Linked DNA regions of Homo sapiens: region 1 is linked to region 2. A link is a loop called in an ENCODE intact Hi-C map of the cell type or tissue named here. Cell type or tissue: endothelial cell of umbilical vein. All regions are shown on one strand. Links, peaks and the distances in the headings refer to the core of each region. The heading gives the core; the rest is flanking DNA. Region 1 overlaps LOC107985068 (a long non-coding RNA gene). Region 2 holds the start of CCL3-AS1 (CCL3 antisense RNA 1).

Region 1 (8,135 bases), core at 1-8,000, 63 kb before region 2:
GTTACAGTTCACTATGTACAGATTAGGCTGAACTTAAAATAAGTGAGAAGGCAGCTTTAGGCTAAAGTTGATTTAACAAGGTCAATTAAAAATTGCTGGAAAATAAGAATCTACATGAGGTTATCATGGGTTAAATATTAAGTAAATGACAATGTTGTGTCATCTGGGCAAATGATAAAAGACAGTTTTTATTTTTGTTTTTTAATTTTTTTCTTGAGCTAGGTCTTGCTCTGTCACCCAGACTGGGATGCAGTGGCTTGATCATAGCTCACTGTAACCTCCAACTCCTGGGCTCAAGTGATCCTCCCACCTCAGCCTCCCAAAGTACTGGGATTACAGATGTGAGCCACCACACCCAGCCAAAACACCGTTTCCTAAACTGTAGTTAAAACTTCAAGATTAGCTCTTTTAGTAGGGAGGATATAAGATGTAATATGAATTTGTGTTTACTTTCTTAAGGGTTATAATAATTTCAAGCTTTTATCACCTTCTCAGGGCATTTTTCTAACACAGTTGTGATTTAGTGTTATAAAAGTTATTTGGTTATTGATCAGTTTTCTCCTGTTGATTTCTTAGACAAATCACACTAAAAGTAAGCATAGAGCTTAAACTTTTTTTTAAATAAAAAATGTTTTGTTGTTTGGAATTGTTTAGAATTCAGTGCTGTCTTTTGAATTTTATGAGACAGTTTTCCAAGGTGTACTAATTATACATATAAATTTATATACTTTAATAGAGATGTATATAAAATTAATATTAACTATATCTTTAAATGTTTTTCTTAATGTTCTTTAAGTTTAGAGGCGAAATCTCTTAGAAATTGTTACTGTAGGTAGCTAGTCATACATAAACAGGGCAGGAGAGGCTCCTCCCAACCAGGAATGTCAGGTGACCATCAGGTGATGGTCAGGAGGTTGTTAACTGTCTCTCTAGAATAATAATTGGTTGCAGCCAGCACCAGGGAAAGGCAATGTGCCTATAGATAGAAAAAACCTGAAAATGGTCATCAGCATCTTCCTGGTAAGATCCCAGGAGTTGGGCGAGTGAGCTCATGCATGCGCGTCAAGAGGCAAAATGGTGGAGTTTAACTCATCTAGGACCTTCTGGGGGCATTCCATCAGTAAAGGGAAGAACACCTCAAGTGAGCATGCGTACAGCTCCAGTAAACACACTGCATATGCTCCCCTCCCAAGTAGGGCATTGTGCTAGTGCTTCCTACCCCAAGGGAAGAATCAGGGGAGAAGGGACCCAAGACCCCAGAAGTATGCCAACATGTAAAACCCTGATTCAAAAGGTCAAACCCCACACCTGACCTCCAAAATGTCTGCTTGGCCTGCTTCCAAACGTACTTTACTTTCTTTTTATTCCTGCTCTAAATCTTCTCTCTCTCTCTCTTTTTTTTGAGATGGAGTCTCACTCTGTCACCCAGGCTGGAGTGTAGTGGCGTGGTCTCAGCTCACTGCAACCTCTGCCTCCTGGGCTCAAGCAATTCTCCTGTCTCAGCCTCCCGAGTAGCTTGGGTTACAGGCACCTGCCACTACACCCAGCTAATTTTTATTAGAGATGGTGTTTCACCATGTTGAACAGGCTGGTCTCAAACTCCTGACTTCAAGTGATTCTCCCACCTAGGCCTCACAAAGTGCTGGGATTACAGGTATGAGCCACCACGCCCGGCCTGTACAGCTTCTTAATAAACTTTCACTCCTGCTCTAACACTTGCCTCAGTCTCTTCTCACTTAGGCCCCTCATTTGAATTCTTTTTCCTGAGGAGGGAAGAATTGAGGTTGCTGCAGACCTGTACAGATTTGCCACCCGTAACTCGAATAACTTCCTCTGCTAACTAAATTTATATCTAATAAAAAACTTAGAAATAGATAAAAGGGTCCAGGCGCAGTGGCTCCCACCTGTAATCCTAGCACTTTGGGAGGCCGAGGCGGGCGGATCACAAGGTCAGGAGTTTGAGACCAGCCTGGCCAACATGGTGAAACCCTGTCTCTACTAAAAATACGAAAATTATCTGGGCATGGCGGCATGCGCCTGTAATCCCAGCTACTAGAGAGGCTGAGGCAGGAGAATTGCTTGAACCCGGGAGGCGGAGGTTGTAGTGAGCTGAGACTGCACCGCTGCACTCCAGCCTGGGTGACAGAGCAAGACTCTGTCTCAAAAAAAAAAAAAAAAAAAAAAACAGGTAAAAGGATGACTGCATGGTTTTCAAGGTCATATTACAATGTTGACTAACAGGCCCAACCCGGCATTCCTTAAATCTGTAGGGGAATGAACTTTTGATTGATTTCTGTTTACCATTGATCAGGCCCTAGATTCTGAGAAAGTACATGTTAAATTTTAAACTTGTGTGTAGCCAGATGCAAATGATTTCTGTCTATTAAAAAAGATAATCCCAGAGGTTACAGGTTTTTTTATTGCCCTATCCACAGGATATTAATGTGTGCTCTAATTTAACAAACTTATTTCAGAACGTCATCCCCAGTAAACTATACAAATCTCTGTTACTCAAATGATCTTTGAATTATTTTAATAGTTCTCTCACTAATGAGTTAAATACATCTTTGATGCATATTCAATCTAAATTGGATGAGTAATATTTTTAGTTTTGTAAAAATTGTATTATGATGTCCCTTGTTTTGAAGATAATGATTATCCAAAGTTCAGTAATTCCTTTAGTTTCTTTTTCCTCTTAAAATTCAAGTAAAGGCTGGGCATGGTGGCTCACACCTGTAATACCAGTACTTTGGGAGGCTGAGGCAGGAGGATCGCTTGAGCCTAAGAGATCAAGACCAGCCTGGGCAACATAATCAGATCCTGTCTCTTCAACAAATAAGAATTAGTGGAGTATGGTGGCATGTACCTGTAGTCCCAGTTGATATGGACGGGAGGCAGAGAAACACTGGGTAGAAGAGGGCAGTTCCCTGGCAAATGCCCCACCCTCAAGCCTGGGAACCCACGCCCCTAAATTGGAACAGGCATTCCTGTTTTTGCACCCAAATGTTGCCTTTTCCAAGACTACTCTGGCCTGCCACGCCCCTATCCTGTGTCCATATGACAGCTAGGCCTCCATGAAGGGAAAGAGAGCCCATATTACTTTTACCCAAAGGAAAGAGAGAGGCGGCAGGATCTTGGAAAAGAGACAGATCCAATAGTTCTGCCTCTTTACCTCTTAAACCCCAAACTCCATGAGCAGAGGAACAGAACGGCAGTGGCAGAGAAGGAGAGACGAGAAGGAGCGTCTGAATGTCAGGAGAAGTTCGGCTGGGGACAGTTGAAGAGGAGATCAGCCGCGGGATGGCTGAACTCCAAGGGAAGATCATCTTCCCACTCCATCCATTCTCCAGCTCCCCATTCATCCCATAAGAGCCACATCCATAACTCATTAAAATCTCCACATTCACCATCGTTCAAGTCTTCTTGAACGATGACCTGATTCTTCCAGGATGTCAGACAAGGACCTGGGTACCAAGAGGGCAGGGTATAAAAGGCTGTCACCCTGACTCTCCACTGAGACGAAGTAGCCGTCTGCAGATAGCAACTGCTAAAAGAGTATTAATTGTAACACACCTTTGGATGCTACCATGGGGCCAGAGCCCAAAAGTGCTTGCCCCAGCTCCTGCACCTTCCCATCTGTGTGTTCCCCCTCCTATAAGGGGTAAAGTGTGTGACAGTGGAGCAAATGAGCCACACCCCTGTCGCAAGTCCCGTGAGGGGGTCAGGGAACTCTCCCATTTCATCTGGGGGCTCGTCTGGGATACAGCACAAGGATGAGTACAGATTTAGAACTGTCGGATCTGCCTCTTTTCCAAGATTCTGCCACCTCTCTTTTTCCTTTGGGTAAAAGGAATATTGGCTCTGTTTCTCTTCATGGAGGTCTAGCTGTTGCACGGGATGGAATAAAGTCCTGGGGCAACAGAAGCCATCTTTTGTTGCTGGAAGGCTCCAAGACTGAACTCTGTAGGCCAAGAACCCCAGACTTTGCTGTGGTATCTTCTTTCATGGCTTGAAATGGCTCCTATCTCTTCTTTTATAGTATTAAGGGCTTTGCTGCAACTACCGAGATGTTACTAAGTACAAGGTATGCTTGGTTCAGCCATCAGATGTGCAATTCACAACAATGTAGTTTCTGTTTCTTCTTAGAGGTGCCATCCCCAGCCGCAGGTGTGCGCAGTGCATGAGTGACTCCCCTCCTTCTCCCTTCCCCTCCTTTTCCCCTCCCCGCCTTCTCCCCTCTCCTCCCAGCTCTGCACATGAGCTGCACCCAGTGGCCACGAGGGGCGGGAGAAAACCTTGGCTGCCGCTGGGGCCCTAGTGCAGCTGGCTGGCCGGTGCCTCCCACTCACTGCACCAGCAGAGCCTCTCCTCCCATGGTTGAGGGGTCCTTACTGGTCTGAACCAGGGGCGGAATACAATAAAGGAACCCATTTGCACAGAGCAAGAAGTTCCTTCCCTCTTTTTTAGTAGTATAAGCGGTTTCCTTTTTCTTTTCTAAGTGAGAGGGTTCCTTTCCCCGGCACGCTGCTTTTAATAGGGAAAATAACAGAGGAGCGACCCCTGCTGGCCAATAGCTGCAAATTCGGCAGGGCCCCTTTGAGACTTGATCTAAACAGATTCATGCAGCCCCTGAAATACCTTTTTTGTCTGAAACTCAATTCCAGCCTTCAGGTTGAGGCCCTAGAAAGGAAAACCAGATCTGAGGGATCCAAAGCCTGGCAACAGGCACAATGTAAATGGGAAGGGCCAATTCCTGCTGACTAAAACCTTGCTTCATGAAAGGAGGCCATGCTCCATGACATAGATGAGGCCCAGGGAACTCAAAGGTTGTTGGCAGCAAGGGAAATAGGGCATAATGTGTAAGAGTGGATACTCTCACCCCCCCAGGCCCCCCTGTTAACATGAGTAAAAGCCGCTTCAGCACCCATGGGTGGCATCTGCCAAGGTCACTGGTACATGGGGACAAAAAGACAGAAAACGGGGATGCCTGCTTTCTCTCCATCAAACCCTGAGTTATCACTAAAAGAAGGGAAGGAAATGAGGGTCACCTCTATTTCTTGTCTTTCAGAATGGGCGATCAGCTGTCTTCACCACCCCCAGCTTATACTCCTCTAGAGTGTATCCTGAACCACTGGGACTGCTTTGACCCTCAGACTCTGGAGGAAAATGGCTCATAGCCCTCTGCACAAAGGTTTGGGCAAATTATGAAGGACTGGCTTGGCCTCAGGAAGAAACCATTCATTTCGATATCATCCAGCAGTTGGAGCTTTTCTGTAAACGTGAGGGCAAATGCTCTGAGGCCCATATGTGCAGGCTTTCTATACCGTGCAGGGCAATCCAGACCTTAGCTGACAATGTAGAATTAATCCAGACCGGTTTGCCATCTCGGGAGAGGCTGCAAGGGGCAATCCCAGGGAACCAAAAAAACAAATCCCAGAGGCATCCCCAGCAGAGGAGCCAGCTCCCTCCAGCCCTGCTCCGCCAGGTCCACCCCATCCCCCCTATCCAGCTTCAGTCTCTCACTTGCCCCCTCCTAGAAATTCTCACCCTAGACAAGCCCCAGTCTCATTCTTTCCCCTCCAACAGATGCCTGGTGAATTTACCCCATAAGGTCCAGGTACTCTTCTCTCTACAGAACTTGAAGCAAATTGAGGGGGATCTTGGCAAGTTTTCAGATGACCCTGAGAGATATATAGAGGCTTTTCAGAACTTAACCCAAGTATTTGAGCTCTCCTAGGAAGACGTCATGTTACTTTGAACCAAACCCTGACTAACACTGAGAAGCAGGCCACTCTGCAAGTGACAGAGAGATCTGGGGATGAGGTTTGTATCATACGTAGCACCCAGGAAAGGGGGTGAATATTATCCAACTGGAAGAGAAGGAGTATCAATGAATGTCCCTAAATGGGATCCCAATGACAAGATGGGAGAATGCAAGAGGAGAGTTTCAGGTGTGCATAATAGAGGGCTTTTGTAGGATTAGAACTAAGCCTCTCTACTATATCAAGATATCCATGAGAGACCAGGGATTTAATGAAAATCCCACTGCCTTCTTGGGGAGGCTAAGAGGGACCTTTGTAAAGCATAGGTCTCTGTGTCCCGATTCCATCATGGGACAACTAATCCTAAATGATAAATGTATTACTCAGGCAGCCCCTGATATCAGAGGGAAGTTGCAGAAATGGGCCCTGGCGTCGGGGAGTACTTTAGGAGACCTCCTGAAAGAGGCCACCTTGGTCTTTTACAGTACAGATAGGGAGACACAAGAAAGAGGCAGAAGCTTTAAGGGTCACCATGCAAACCCACAAACCCCAGAATTCCTAAGGTGCATCTGTTAACTCCTACAGATGTGGCAAGAACAGTTATCTCTCTTCTAAAATTTAACCACACCCATGCAAGTCTTAATTTCTTTCACTAAGGTGAAACAGCTCAGGGTACAATGTTGTTAGTATATTACACTTCCTATTTCGGTAATCTTTGGTGGCAAGAACAGTTATCTCTCTTCTAAAATTTAACCACACCCATACAAGTCTTAATTTCTTTCACCAGGGTGAAACAGCTCAGGGTACAATGTTGTGAGTATGTTACATTTCCTATTTCTGTAATCTTTGGCACTAGATTATTTCTTTGTATAATACACGTTTAACCCATGCATACTTAACACCTTATAAAACTTGTTTTTTTCTCTCAAATTTGAGGTCATGAAAATCCAAATGGTCAGGCAACCGGAGCCTTGGATGATGACTCCCTTTCCCCAGGGATCCTTAGATAGACCTCTGGGAGGAATCTGACTTCTGTTTTCCCCAAAAACAATGTCCTCTGTCAGCAGGAAGTAGCTAAGATAGGTCATTGTCCATATTCTAATGGCAATTAGATGGGCCTCTTAGAGGGTGGAAATGATACAGATACAGGCAAGGAAATACTGGGTAGAAGAGGGCAGTTCCCCAACAAAGGCCCACCCTGAAGCCTGGAAATCCATGGCCCTAAATGGGAGCAAGCATTCCCATTTTCATGCCCAAATGTTGCCTTTTCCAAGACCACTCTGGCCTGCCACACCCCTATCCTGTGCCCATATAAACCCCAAGCTCTACAAGCAGAGGAACAGAAGAGCAGCAGAGTAGCAAAATGGCATGGCAGAGGAGAGAAGAGAAGGAGCATCTGAATGTCAGGAGGAGTTCGGCTGAGGACGGTTGGAAAGCAGATAAGCCGGGGATGGCTGAACTCCAGGGGAAGATCATCTTCCCACTCCATCCCCTTTCCAGCTCCACATCCATTCCTCTGAGAGCCAACTCCATCACTCAGTAAAATCCCCACCTTCACTATCCTTCAGGTTGATGTGACCTGATTCTTCCTAGATGCCAGACAAAGACGGATACCAAGAGAGCAGAATATAAAAGGCTGTCACCCTGACTCTCCACTGAGTGGAATAGCCATCCACGAAAAGCAACTGCTAAAGAGCACTAATTGTAACACACCCCTAGATGCTACCATGGGGATGGAGCCCAAAAGCGCTCGCCCTGGCTCCTGCACCTGCCTGTCTGCATGTTCCCCCTCCCACAGGGGATTTGAACGTGCAGCAGCCTTGCAAATGAGCCACACCCCGTCACAAGTCCTGTGAGGAAGTCAGGGAACTCTCCTCTGTTAGCCCAAGTGGCGCCATCAAGTAAACCCCTGCCATTTTGTACACCCTGATCAGGGAGGAAACTTCCATAGGGGCTCAGGCCATGAAAAGCATTTTGCCAAGCAGATCCCAGGCCACACTGCCTGACTGCAGGAAATGGCTCCCTTATTACATCCTGCCAGGCAGCTAGCCACACTGCCCCACCTCCCCTGTCCAGACCTATAATTGCCCCAGTCTGTACGCAGGACGGGGGCTCCAGCACTCGCTGGTGTTCCCCTTCCACAGGTTTCTCTGTCCAATAAACCTATGTTGCTGTCGAGCTTCCCCACCTTGTATGTCTCTTTTCTCTGTCCTAACACCCTGTTTCACAGCTACTTGTGGGGCTGAGGTAGGTGGGTTACTTGAGCCCAGGAGATTAGGCTGCAGTGAGCCAAGATGTACCAGTGCACTCCAGCCTGGGTGACAGAGACCCTATCACACAAAAAAAGTGAGAAACTGTTTATTAGATGAATTG
Region 2 (11,733 bases), core at 1-8,000:
CTGTATCATGACAACAGTAATGTCTTCCCCCACCAGACACAGTAAGAAGAAGGAAAAAAGCAAATGAGCAAACAGTACTATCATAAGCCTAGAAAAAAACTGCACTGGAAAGAAATATACCAAACTGTTTTTTAAAAAAAAAAAGTGGCTAGGTTTGGGTACTAGAATTTTTCCTACCTTCAATGAAATTTTTTTTTCAGGTTTTGCATCAGAATGCACATATGCCACAATAGGGAATGTAGAAAAAAACTCTCACATTCCTGCCTCCGTTTGCCTGCTGCCTACCCAGCTTTGAGATTCTAAATGAGTTTTTATTCTTTTCTGTATTTTATGTGTTTTCAAAATTAGCTTTACTGCTTTTTGGTGTAATCTATAGTTCACATAACAAATCATATAAAAAGCTATTTGAACTAAAAACACTAGTAACATTGCTCTTCCTGTACTCCTATGAGACTCCCTCGTATGCTTGTGGATGAGACATTATGAGGATGTGATGACTGAGAAAGCAGCGGCCATTTTGGGACCACGAGGTGACAAGCTCAAATAAGAAAAGCCAACAAAATGGTGGGGGAAGGGGAGATGTTTTAAGAAGCCTGAGTTCTTGATGACACAACTGAGCTGTTAAACAAACTCAGGGAGGACCACCTGTTTAAATTTATTTATTTACCTAATTATTTATTTGAGACAAAGTCTTACTCTGTTGCCCAGGCTGGAGTGCAGTGGCATGATCAGAGCTCACTGTAGGCTTGACTTTCCGGGCTGAAGCAATCCTCCTGCCTCAGCGTCCAAAGAAGCTGAAACTACAGGCATGCCCAGCTACTTTAAAAAAAAAAAAATTTATAGAGACAGGGTCTCACTATGTTGCTCAGGTTGGTCTCACACTCTTGGCTTCAAGCAATCCTCCCACCTTGGCCTCTCCAAATGCTGGGATTACAGGCATGAGCCACCATGCCTGGCTCTGATGTCCATGGTACATCTATGCTGTTGGAACAGCTGGGGAGGCTATCAGAAGGTTCTGCTCAATGGGAGAAAGGCTTTATCTAAAGACCTGCCCTTGTGAGAAGGCACCAGCTAACCCAGTCTCAGGGTGACACCAGCATCTCACCTCCTTTCACTGTGGAAACCATTTCCCCACCAAGGGATCAACTGAAGCATTCTTGCAAATAGCCTGAATCTTTGTGGTGAGCTGAAGCTCTCCTGGTTTGTGCAATGCACAGCATGACACCAGTATCATGATTAAAAAATTTTCCCCTTCAGAGAGGATCAGGAAAAACTAATGGGTACTAGGCTTAATATCTGGGTGATGAAATAATCTGTATAACAAACTCCCATGACATGAGTTTACCTATGTAACAAGTCTGCACATGTACCCCGAACTTAAAAGTTTAAAAAATGAAAAAAGAAACAAAATTCCTCCTCAGTCTCCCCAAGTTTATATCTTCTAATACCCCAAGGCTGCCTGTAAAGAGAAGAGATGGCTGAGACCCCAGAAGGAGGCAGCGGCTACAAGTCCTGAGTTCAGCTCTTCCCGGCAGCCATGGGAGCTCACACTCTGCCCAGCATCCTGGGGACCCCTGCAGTTGCCCTTGCTGTCCTTTTCTTCACTGAGGCCCTCTGCCCCCAGGCCCGCTGTCCCTTGTGTGAATTTGTCTTTTGCTCTTGTGCCCCTACTGTCTGGCCATGGCTTGGACCCCACTGCCCGAGTCTATCTCTAAGACCTCCAAATACAGAACATCAGAGGGATTTCAGGGACTATTTCCCGAGGAGGATTTTTCTTCCTAAGAGGTTTCAGCAACTCTGTTCTCCACCTCTGGGAGACAGAGGGAGAGTGAGTCCCATTCTATGGATGAGAAAATGGAGGCCCACGGGGATTTTGACAAGAGGTAGGATCTGGGTCCAATTGGTTCTCAGTGGTGTGGCCTTGGCTGTCCTTATGAATTCAGATGGAACTCCCCAAGGAGAGATGGGATGGGAAATAGTTTGCTCAGAAAACTAAATTTCCAGTAAAGAGACATAGAGACCCAGAACCAAGACAGCCAGAGAATGAGAAACACCAAGAGAAAGATGCAGAAATTAAAATGTCAGGGAAAAGAAGAAATGCCAGCTTCCTTCTGGATCTCTTTGTCCCTATATCCCCACCCCAAGCGGTGATATCTCCCAGTTCTTCCTGACTCTCAAGGAAAGGGACCAGGAGCAGCTGGCTTGCCTTGTGAACAATGACTTGGGATCTTTCTGTCCTGTCTCTTGCAGTTGGTACCAACAAAGAGCTCTGCTGCCTCGTCTATACCTCCTGGCAGATTCCACAAAAGTTCATAGTTGACTATTCTGAAACCAGCCCCCAGTGCCCCAAGCCAGGTGTCATGTAAGTGCCAGTGCTCCTGCCCACCCCTCGGGAGGGAGGATGGGAGGTTTGGGGTGAGGTCCCCTCAGAGTACTCAGCTCTCTAAGGCCCATCAAGGTAAAGGACTCCAGGGGAGGCCCCTGCAGTGTTTTGTGACCTGGCCTGGGGCCTGCAGAGTCCTGAAGGGCCTGCCCCTGGGCAGAGGGAAGAGAGCAGACATGACAACAGGAAGTTTGCTTCCTGAGGAACCCCATCTGAGACATTTGGGGAAGGCCTGTGAACCCCGAAGTTAAGGGGAAATTTTACGGGCACGAGGACAGGCCCTGAGATGCCTGGGACAGAGAAGGACGCAGGGGCCACAGGATTCCCCTGATGAATTCGTCAGTTCTTAACTCTTCCTCCCTTCTCCACAGCCTCCTAACCAAGAGAGGCCGGCAGATCTGTGCTGACCCCAATAAGAAGTGGGTCCAGAAATACATCAGCGACCTGAAGCTGAATGCCTGAGGGGCCTGGAAGCTGCGAGGGCCCAGTGAACTTGGTGGGCCCAGGAGGGAACAGGAGCCTGAGCCAGGGCAATGGCCCTGCCACCCTGGAGGCTACCTCTTCTAAGAGTCCCATCTGCTATGCCCAGCCACATTAACTAACTTTAATCTTAGTTTATGCATCATATTTCATTTTGAAATTGATTTCTATTGTTGAGCTGCATTATGAAATTAGTATTTTCTCTGACATCTCATGACATTGTCTTTATCATCCTTTCCCCTTTCCCTTCAACTCTTCGTACATTCAATGCATGGATCAATCAGTGTGATTAGCTTTCTCAGCAGACATTGTGCCATATGTATCAAATGACAAATCTTTATTGAATGGTTTTGCTCAGCACCACCTTTTAATATATTGGCAGTACTTATTATATAAAAGGTAAACCAGCATTCTCACTGTGACGACTCTGTTGATTTTGTTTCACTAATCGGAATCACAGACTGAGAGGAATTCTGGGGGAGGAGTAGGGAAATATGAAAAGGGGCAGAAACAGCAAGATAGGGACCAAGTACTTCTACAGTCATACCAGACATTTCCCTGGAGATACTTTCCTGAAAAGTTGAAACAGACACCATTAGTTTATAAACCATATTGTAACTGAAATGTGATAGAAAAATTTTCTACTTAAATGAATATCAAGATGACGCTGCAATGCATATTTACGCACACAAGCTCATTTTCATAAATGAAGCTTTCCTCAGAATGATGGCTAACATCTGTTGAGGTCTTACCAAGTGCTGGGTTTTGGGCTAAGTACTTATATTAGTAAAAGTCTAGCAAATACTGCCCATAGTCTAGCAAGGACTCCTTACCTGGAAGTTGCTGAAAGCCTTGGTAATGTTATCTTTGTTCTCCACTCTGCTTTTGGGGAGGATGTTTTCCATGACTATACGAGATGAGGCTTGGGGCTGGGTGGCCAGAGTTAGCAAATAAAAATACAGAATGGATACTATTTTAGTGTAAGTATATCCCATGCAATATTTGGGACCTACTTGTACCAAAAATGATTTGTTCTTTTTCTGAAACTCGAATTTAACAGGGTATCCTAAATTGTATCTGGCAACCCTCTGAAGAAGGAATACTGCTTATAGAGGTGTCTGTTTCCTGTTGGAGATGTCTGTTGATTTTGGCTTAAGTGTAGAACAGGGCTTTGGCTTAAGTGTAGAACAGGGCTTTGGCTTAAGTGTGGAACACGGCTTCTCAACCTTGAATTCACATTAGAATCACTTAGGAGAGCTTTTAAAAATTCTAATGCCAGGTCCTCACCTCCAAAGTTATGAATTTAATTGGATTGATGTGGGGGCCTGGCATCAGTAATTTAAAAACTCCCCAGGGGATGTTAATGCACAGCCAAGTTTGAGAACCACTGTTGGTGTGGGGTCACAGGCTGTTTTTAACCAGCATTAAGGTTTCAGAGGCACTGCAACTCCGTTCTAATTTTTGAAGGCATCTGATCTAGTTATTTTTGGTTCATTCCATTGGATGGTTAATCATAAGCAGAAAATCTATCAGATACAGTTATTTCTAGAACTGGGTTTTTAACACGTCTCTTCCAGCACAGCACTGGGAGCTCTGTGGTCATCCCTTCCGCCGCCCACCGGCTCCCCCATTGTATTGACTCCACATTGCCCCCTGCTGGTGAAACAAGTGCGAAGGTCAGCGTCTTTAGCTCCCTGCCTCTGATGAATACAGCTGCACCTTCACAAAGAGCACAGCTGTTCATTGTGATGGTTAATGTTACGCGTCAACTGGACTAAGCTAAGGGATACCCAGGTAGCTGATAAACATCATTTCTGAGTGTGTCTGTGTGGTGTTCCAGAAGAGATTAGCATCAGAAGACTAAAGAAGATCTGCCCTCACCAATGCAGGCAGGCATCATCCAATTCACTGAGGTCCCAAATAGAACAAAAAGGCTGAGGAAGGGTGACTTTGCTGTCTGCGTTTGAGCTGGGACATCCATCTTCTCCTGCCCTCTGACATCCACGCTTCCGATTCTTGAGCCTTCAGACTCAGACAGGGACTTGTACCATCACCTACCCTTCTTGACCCCTTCTCAGGTCTGTGAACTTGGACCAGGACTGACAACTTTGGCTGCCCTGGTTCTCAGGCCTTCAGACCAAATCACACCACTGGCTTTCCTGGTTCTCCAGCTTGCAGATGGCAGGACTTCTTGGCTTCCGTAATTGTGGGAGCCAATTCCCCTAATAAATATCTCGGTATTTATATCTATATCAACATTGGTATCCAATCTATATCTATAGAGAGAAATAGCCTACTGTTTCTGTTTTTCTGGATAACTGACTAATACATTCATTTTATCATCAAGATAAATATTTACAATGTGGGATCTGAGAAGGAGGTGGATTTGGCTGCTTCGGGACCTGCTTTCCTGTCCTGCCTAATCTCTCACCTCCTCATTTTTGCTTATATTAACATTAGCTTGGACTGGAAAATTCTGCTCTTCTAGTCCTGCAAGCTCCAGATCACAGGATTCTTAATTAGCTTGGTTTTCAGGCAGCAAGCAGAAAGTACATTTCTTTAAAAAACTACTTTTTTTCCCCTTCTCTGCTATCAGAAGAATCAGTTTCAAAGTAAGTTAATTTCTTTCTTAGTGGGCCTTACTAAGACTGATGCAAGAAATAGTCTCCAATACCCTGAATTTTCGTTTTTGATAAAACTTTGGCTCGAAGATGGACTTAGAATATATAACAGGCCATGGGGGTAACCGGCAATTTTGGTAACTAGAGGTATCCCCACTGACTTTGACCTTAGCTACTGCCTTCAGCCAGTTCCACGTTTGGGGACCCATACTTACAACATTGCAGTCTATGTTAGTTAGGGATGGTTTAAGTCACAGTGTCAGAAAAATAACTCAATCTGGCTTAAATGATAAAGGGAACTTATTAGTTCACATAACTGAAGCTTCAAGAAATAGAATTAGTTTCAGGCAAAACTTGATTCAGTGGTCCTTGTTTCGCTATGGACTATACATGTCTTTCTGAATTTCTGATCTCCCTGCATTTGAGAGCTTCATCCTAGAAAGAAGTTACTATATTCATCCTAGTTACTCTATTGGCAGAATAGCTTCCAGAAACTTCCAGAGCAAATTGGGAAGACAATGTCTGTATCCTCGTATTTTGAGCCAAGAGCCTGAGTTCCACTTTTATTGGTCTGGCTGGCTTGGATTAAGAGCCCATCTCTTAACCCAGGGGCCAGCAAACTATGGCCATTGGGCCCAATTTGACCTACTACCTGTTTTTGTATGGCCTGCGAGCTAAGATGTTTTTACATTTTAAGTCATTGAAAACATCCAAAAGAAGATTATTTTGAGAAATATGAAAATTGTATGAAATTGGAGTTTTAGTGTCCATAAAAAAGTTTTATTGGAATGCAGTTGGGTTTATTTGTTTCTGTATTGTTTACAGCCCACAGTCTAGCAAGGACTCCTTACCTGGAATGAATCATATTTTCATACGACAAAGCAGAGCTGAGTAGTTGTGAAAGACACTGTATGACCCACAAAACCTGAAGTAGTTTCCATTTGGTCCTTTACAGAGCAAGTTTGCCAACCTGTATCTTAATTCATCTTTGTGGCCAGAGAAGTGGATTTACTGATTTGTTTCAGCTGATCAATGTCTATAACAAGCAATGTTGATGGGCTGAAAACCACACAGACTACCAGAGGGGTTGCTTTTCCGAAGAATCATGTAAGGATAAAAGAGAAAGAAAGAGAGAAAGACCTTGGAACCCAACTAGTATCTACCAAATGTATGTAACTTTCTCATATTAATTCTGTCTTTATATGTGAAGATGACCAATCCCCTGCCTGTGATTACATCACATCAAGCATGTTCTTCCCAAATTGGGGGTTCAATTCAGACTCTCCTGTTATATGCCAGTTGTCTTAGGGATTTTCTCACTTTATTCAACACTATACTCAATTTTTACATTAATAATGCAGTAATAATATACCCCTTTGCCATTCTGTATTTTCCTGTATAATAATAATTATTATTGTTATTATTATTATTTTTTGAGACAGTTTTTGTTCTTGTCGCCCAGGCTGGAGTGCAATGGCATGATCGCAGCTCACTGCCACCTCTGCCTCCTGGGTTCAAGTGATTCTTGTGCCTCAGCCTCCTGAGTAGCTGGGATTACAGGCACGCACCACCACGCCCAGCTAATTTTTGTATTTTTAGTAGAGATGGGGTTTCACCATGTTGGCCAGGCTGGTCTCGAACTCCTGATCTCAGGTGATCTGCCCGCCTTGGCCTCCCAAAGTGCTGGGATTACAGGCGTGAGCCACTGTGCCTGGTCTTTCCTGAATTATTTTACCGGTTTTGTAAAAAGATTTTGATCGGGATATACCCTGTTGCCCCACAAATGATGGCTAGTTCCCAAATCTGAGACTAAGTTTTCATTATAGACTTTATATTCTAAACTAAGTCACTAACAACTGGGGCCAGACAATCCTTCCAGGGCATTGTAGACATAGGAAAAGGAAAGAAAGTGGCCAGCCTAGTGGGTTCCACCTTTGTGAAGGAGAGGTCTTTACTTCTAACTGCTCTTGAAGCCCAGTGAAGGGGTCTCCAGAGGGTAACTTGTACAAACTGGAAGTACCTGCAAACAAGGCAACTCATTTTCCAGTTGGATGTCAGCTTACATGGTGAACCTCATGATTTGCCTGAGCCAAAATGAGCAGGGGAGAAGAAAACAGAAGATAGGAACCAAAGCAGGGAAAAGGATTGCTGGAGGCTGCTCTCCCACCACATGGAATGAGCTTTCCATTGGCCGAGTGATCCTGTGGAAGGGAGCTGGGCTCGAGCCATCCTCCCAGTGACACTCCGCAAAGGTTGGGGGAATCACATGTCCCATTTTGTCTGGGAAATGACCCAGTTTATGCCAGTTGTGCCAGCATAGTTATTAATAGTAACCCCTTTGAGTCTTAAAGTGCTCATCCTACCAATAGGAGATCCACTGCTTAGCTTACAAGGATCTTAACAGCAGTAGCTGATGGGGTGGTCTCAGGGCCGCTGTCTACAAAGGCCCCTGGATGTGTGGGCAAGAGGGTGCTGAAAGCCAGTCTGCCCATCACCTGTAAGGTCTTGCACTCACACAGGGCTAGGTGTGCTCCATGGTGCTTTTTTGTAACATGCTCAATGGTGTCTTCCAGGCTAGCAAAGGCCCAGGGTATGCTGCCAGTGGTGTGAGCAGAAGAGAGAGGTGAAAGATGTTGGGCAAGGGTGGGATCTCTCACCTAAGAAACTATGCAGAGAGAGGACCCTCAGGAATGCCCATCTATCCGAGGGAAATATACATGCATTGCCCATAACTTCAATATTTTTTTAAAAGATGCAGGGATAACCTAGCAGTGGGGGCAGGGACTACATCTGTAGGCAGTTAAAAGAATTCTTTCCCCTCTCTCTTTTAAACATTTAAATTAAAAAAAATTCTTTTAGAGACAGGGTCTTGCTCTGTCACCCAGGCTGGAGTACAGTGGTGTGATCACAGCTCACTGCAGACTAGAACTTCTGGGCTCAAGCGATCCTCCTGCCTCAGCCTCCTGAGTAGCTAGGACTATAGCTGCACACTACAATGCCTGCTAATTAAATTTTTTTTTTTTTTGTAGAGACAGGATCTCACTGTGTTGCCCAGGCTGGTCGCCAACTCCTGGCCTCAAGTGTTCCTCTGGCCCTGGCCTCCCAAAGCACTGGGATTACAGGTACAAACCACCACAACCAGCAAAATTTTCTCTTTATATTACCCCACACAGACAACCCCTCTTTCCAACATGCCAGAGGAGTTAAAAAGAGAAGGAGAGAGGGTATCTCAGAACCAAACTAAAGCTTCATCACACTCCAACTACCAGAGCCTGTTTTGCTCTGGTGAAGGGCGAGGAGAAAGGAAGAAGTAGAAATGTTAGTTAAGTCAAATTTAAGATTAGGGTTCTAAACTGAAGGAATTTTAATAACTGGATGTGACCAAAACGTGATAGGATCTCCCCAAGATGTTAAGGTGGAGCTGATGATTGGAGAACAGTTAAGCATTTTATGTTTATAGTCTATATATAAGTAAGGATAGAATAGGTTGTACCTAGATAACAAACAAACTCCCAGTGGTCTAACAAGGTAAAAGTTTTCCACTCATACAAAATCTGATGTGGGCTAGATCACTGGATCTCACAATTTAGTTGCATCAGAATCCACTGGTGGGCTTGTCTAAACACAGATTCCTGGGTTCCACCTGAGACTCTGATTCTACAGGTCTTGGTAAGACTCAAGATTCTGCCTTTCTAATGAGGTTTCAGGTGATCCTGATGCTGCTGACCCATGAACTACACTCTGAGCAGTATTGATCCTAGAGCAGCTCTCCTCCAGGTGGTGACTCAGGAATTCAGGCTGCTTCCATCCTGTAGCTGTAGATTCTGGAATGAGAAAGAAGACAGAAAAGGCATACTGCTTTTAACTGTCTTGGTCCAGAAGTGACATGCTTCACTTAATCTTACAATTCATTGGCCAAAATTAGCCACAAGAGCCCAATGCAAATGCCATGAAGGGGAACATGTGGACTATTTAGTGAACCCTACTTTGTCTGCCACTTACTCTTAAAAAAGAGGTTAACCAAGGAAAGAGACCTAGCCAATGTGAACTTGCAGTCTATTAGAATCTTTTGCTTTTCCTTTCCCCCGATTATAATAGGCTGTCAGTTTAGTATTCATCTAATATATGAAGGATTTATGCAATATTCATGTTGTTGAGATGTGAAATAAATCCTAGATCTATTTGAAATATTTTAAAGTTCATGGGCCAATGGTGCCAGTCATCAGATGTTGAGAGGCCTTAGGGGAAGAAAGAATGAGACTCTATGGCTTCATCAAGGCAGAGATGGCTACTATCATGATTCCGGATAATGCCCCCACACTTGCCCTAGCTGGTTTGCTATGACGGGCTAGAGGAGGAATATCTCAAAATTGGAAGGGAATATAAAATGTTGCATGAGAGAAGCTATTTATGCAGGTGTGTTTGTGTGTGTGTGTGTGTGTGTGTGTGTGTAGAGAGAGAGAGAGAGTCAAAATGTACTCTTTGGGTCTAGACAGGACATGTTTGTTGCCTTGATCTCTTCATAGAATGGGTAACATAACAGCAGCGAGCATTCCTGAAGTTCTCTGAACTAGACTGAAATCTGCAAAGCTTGTCCCCTCAATGAGGGACCCAGAGCAAGTGGTTCAAGAGGACTAAGAGAGAACCAGTTTTTAGTGCAAGGCCCCAGCTTCTCAAATCTTGGTTTTTGAGTTAAAAATCACATACTCATACTTATGAAAATCAAAGCACAAAGAATGGAAAATGAAAAGTGGAGATCCTCATTTCTTAAAAGTTATGGTTGCCAGGGAAATCACATTTAATAGATTGGGATATATCACACACATCAAATGTCCTTCTTATGTTTATGTAAATATATATAGCTTTTACCAAAGCAAAATATTATTATATGTACAGTTATATAATAAATATGTGGTAATATAGATATTGGTATAGAGATACACATATGGAATGTATATTCTATATACATAGTTTTACATTAATATCTTAGATACCTTTCATTTCACTATGTATATCCACTTCATTCTTTTCAGTAATTTTGTGTTTATTATGTGGTTATACCACAATGGTTTAAACTATTCATCTTTTAAAGAATTTATTTCTATTGGTTGTTTTACAAACAGAGCTGCAAACAACAGCAATGTGCCAACACTTTGTGTCTTTTTTTTTGAGACAGAGTCTCACTCTGCCACCCAGGCTGGAGTGCGGTGGTGCCATCTCGGCTTACTGAAACCTCTGCCTCCTGGGTTCAAGCAGTTCTTCTGCCTCAGCCTCCCAAGTAGCTGAGATTACAGGCGCCTTCCACCATGCCCGGCTAATTTTTGTATTTTAGTAGAGATGAGGTTTCACCGTGTTGGCCAGTCTGGTCTCCAACTCCTGACCTCAAGCTATCCACCTGCCTTGGCCTCCCAAAGAGCAGGGATTATAGGAGTGAACCACTGCACCTGGCCCTCCTTTGTTTCTTTAGATAGTGTTTCTTGAAATAGATTCCTAGAAATAAGATTGAAGAGTATGTAAATTTTAAATTTTTCTACAGACTGTGTAATTTCTCTTCAAAAATGCCGATTATCAAAATGTCACTTTTTGATACTAAAAAATAGATTGTTTTAAACACACAAAGTAAGTAGGGCTTATCAAAAAGTTAATATATCTTGCATTTCTCACAAGTATGTTGAATTTCTCCCACTTGCATTTTACAGCAGGAATCCTGACTCAGTCTAACTTTCTTATACTTAAAAACATAACAGGCCAGAAGTTAGCACACATTTTCTATAGAAGGCCAGATAGTAAATACTGGTGTCTTTGTGGGTTATATCATTTCTGTTAGAACAATGTGACTCCACCTTTGTCTTGGGAAAGCTGCAATAAATAATATGTAAAAGGGCAGGAGTGGCTGTGTTTCAACCAAACTTTATTTACAAAACAGGGTCATGCTAGATTTGTTCTGAGGACCATAGTTTCTTAACCTCAATCTAGGCAATCCGTCAAATAATTCTGCATTCACAATAGAAGTCTTGTTGTATATATTGGCTGACTGTCTTTCCTTTCTCTAATGTTAACCACTGATTTTGTGGAGCATGGATTCTAGGGAAATAATACCCAGGTAAGATGTCTATTACCATGTGTGTCTTATTTTTAAAAGAGTGGTTAAATTCTTATTGAGGCCGGGCACAGTGGCTTATGCCTGTAATCCCAGCACTTTGGGAGCCTGAGGCAGGCGGATCTCTCCGGTCAGGAGTTCAAGACCTG

What was found. Hi-C counts contacts between places; a loop is a spot of excess contacts. Peaks named below come from ENCODE experiments on the same cell type or tissue, not always from the same donor. Only the 100,000 strongest peaks of a DNase experiment are listed, where the experiment ranks them.
Region 1: it touches region 2 in a loop (5-fold over the local background); 7 of 110 quality-filtered maps call a loop at or near these places.

Annotation. Positions count from the first base shown.
Region 1 is chr17:36,004,952-36,013,086 of GRCh38, forward strand. It overlaps LOC107985068 (a long non-coding RNA gene), which reads left to right. Exons shown (of 2, transcript XR_001752854.2): 2 at 5,069-7,949. It overlaps CCL23 (C-C motif chemokine ligand 23), which reads right to left. Exons shown (of 4, transcript NM_005064.6): 4 at 8,107-8,135. Among named protein-coding and RNA genes, the nearest start is that of CCL15-CCL14, 7.0 kb to the left of the region's middle. In endothelial cell of umbilical vein, for the core only: a CTCF peak has its summit at 4,570 (motif pointing left); no DNase peak of the experiment used is centred there.
Region 2 is chr17:36,068,197-36,079,929 of GRCh38, forward strand. CCL18 (C-C motif chemokine ligand 18) reads left to right here. Exons shown (of 3, transcript NM_002988.4): 2 at 2,251-2,362; 3 at 2,755-3,836. The coding sequence ends at 2,845. CCL3-AS1 (CCL3 antisense RNA 1) reads left to right here and starts at 6,417. Exons shown (of 3, transcript NR_186417.1): 1 at 6,417-6,652; 2 at 8,514-8,606. In endothelial cell of umbilical vein, for the core only: a CTCF peak has its summit at 4,518 (motif pointing left); a DNase peak (open chromatin) is centred at 4,505.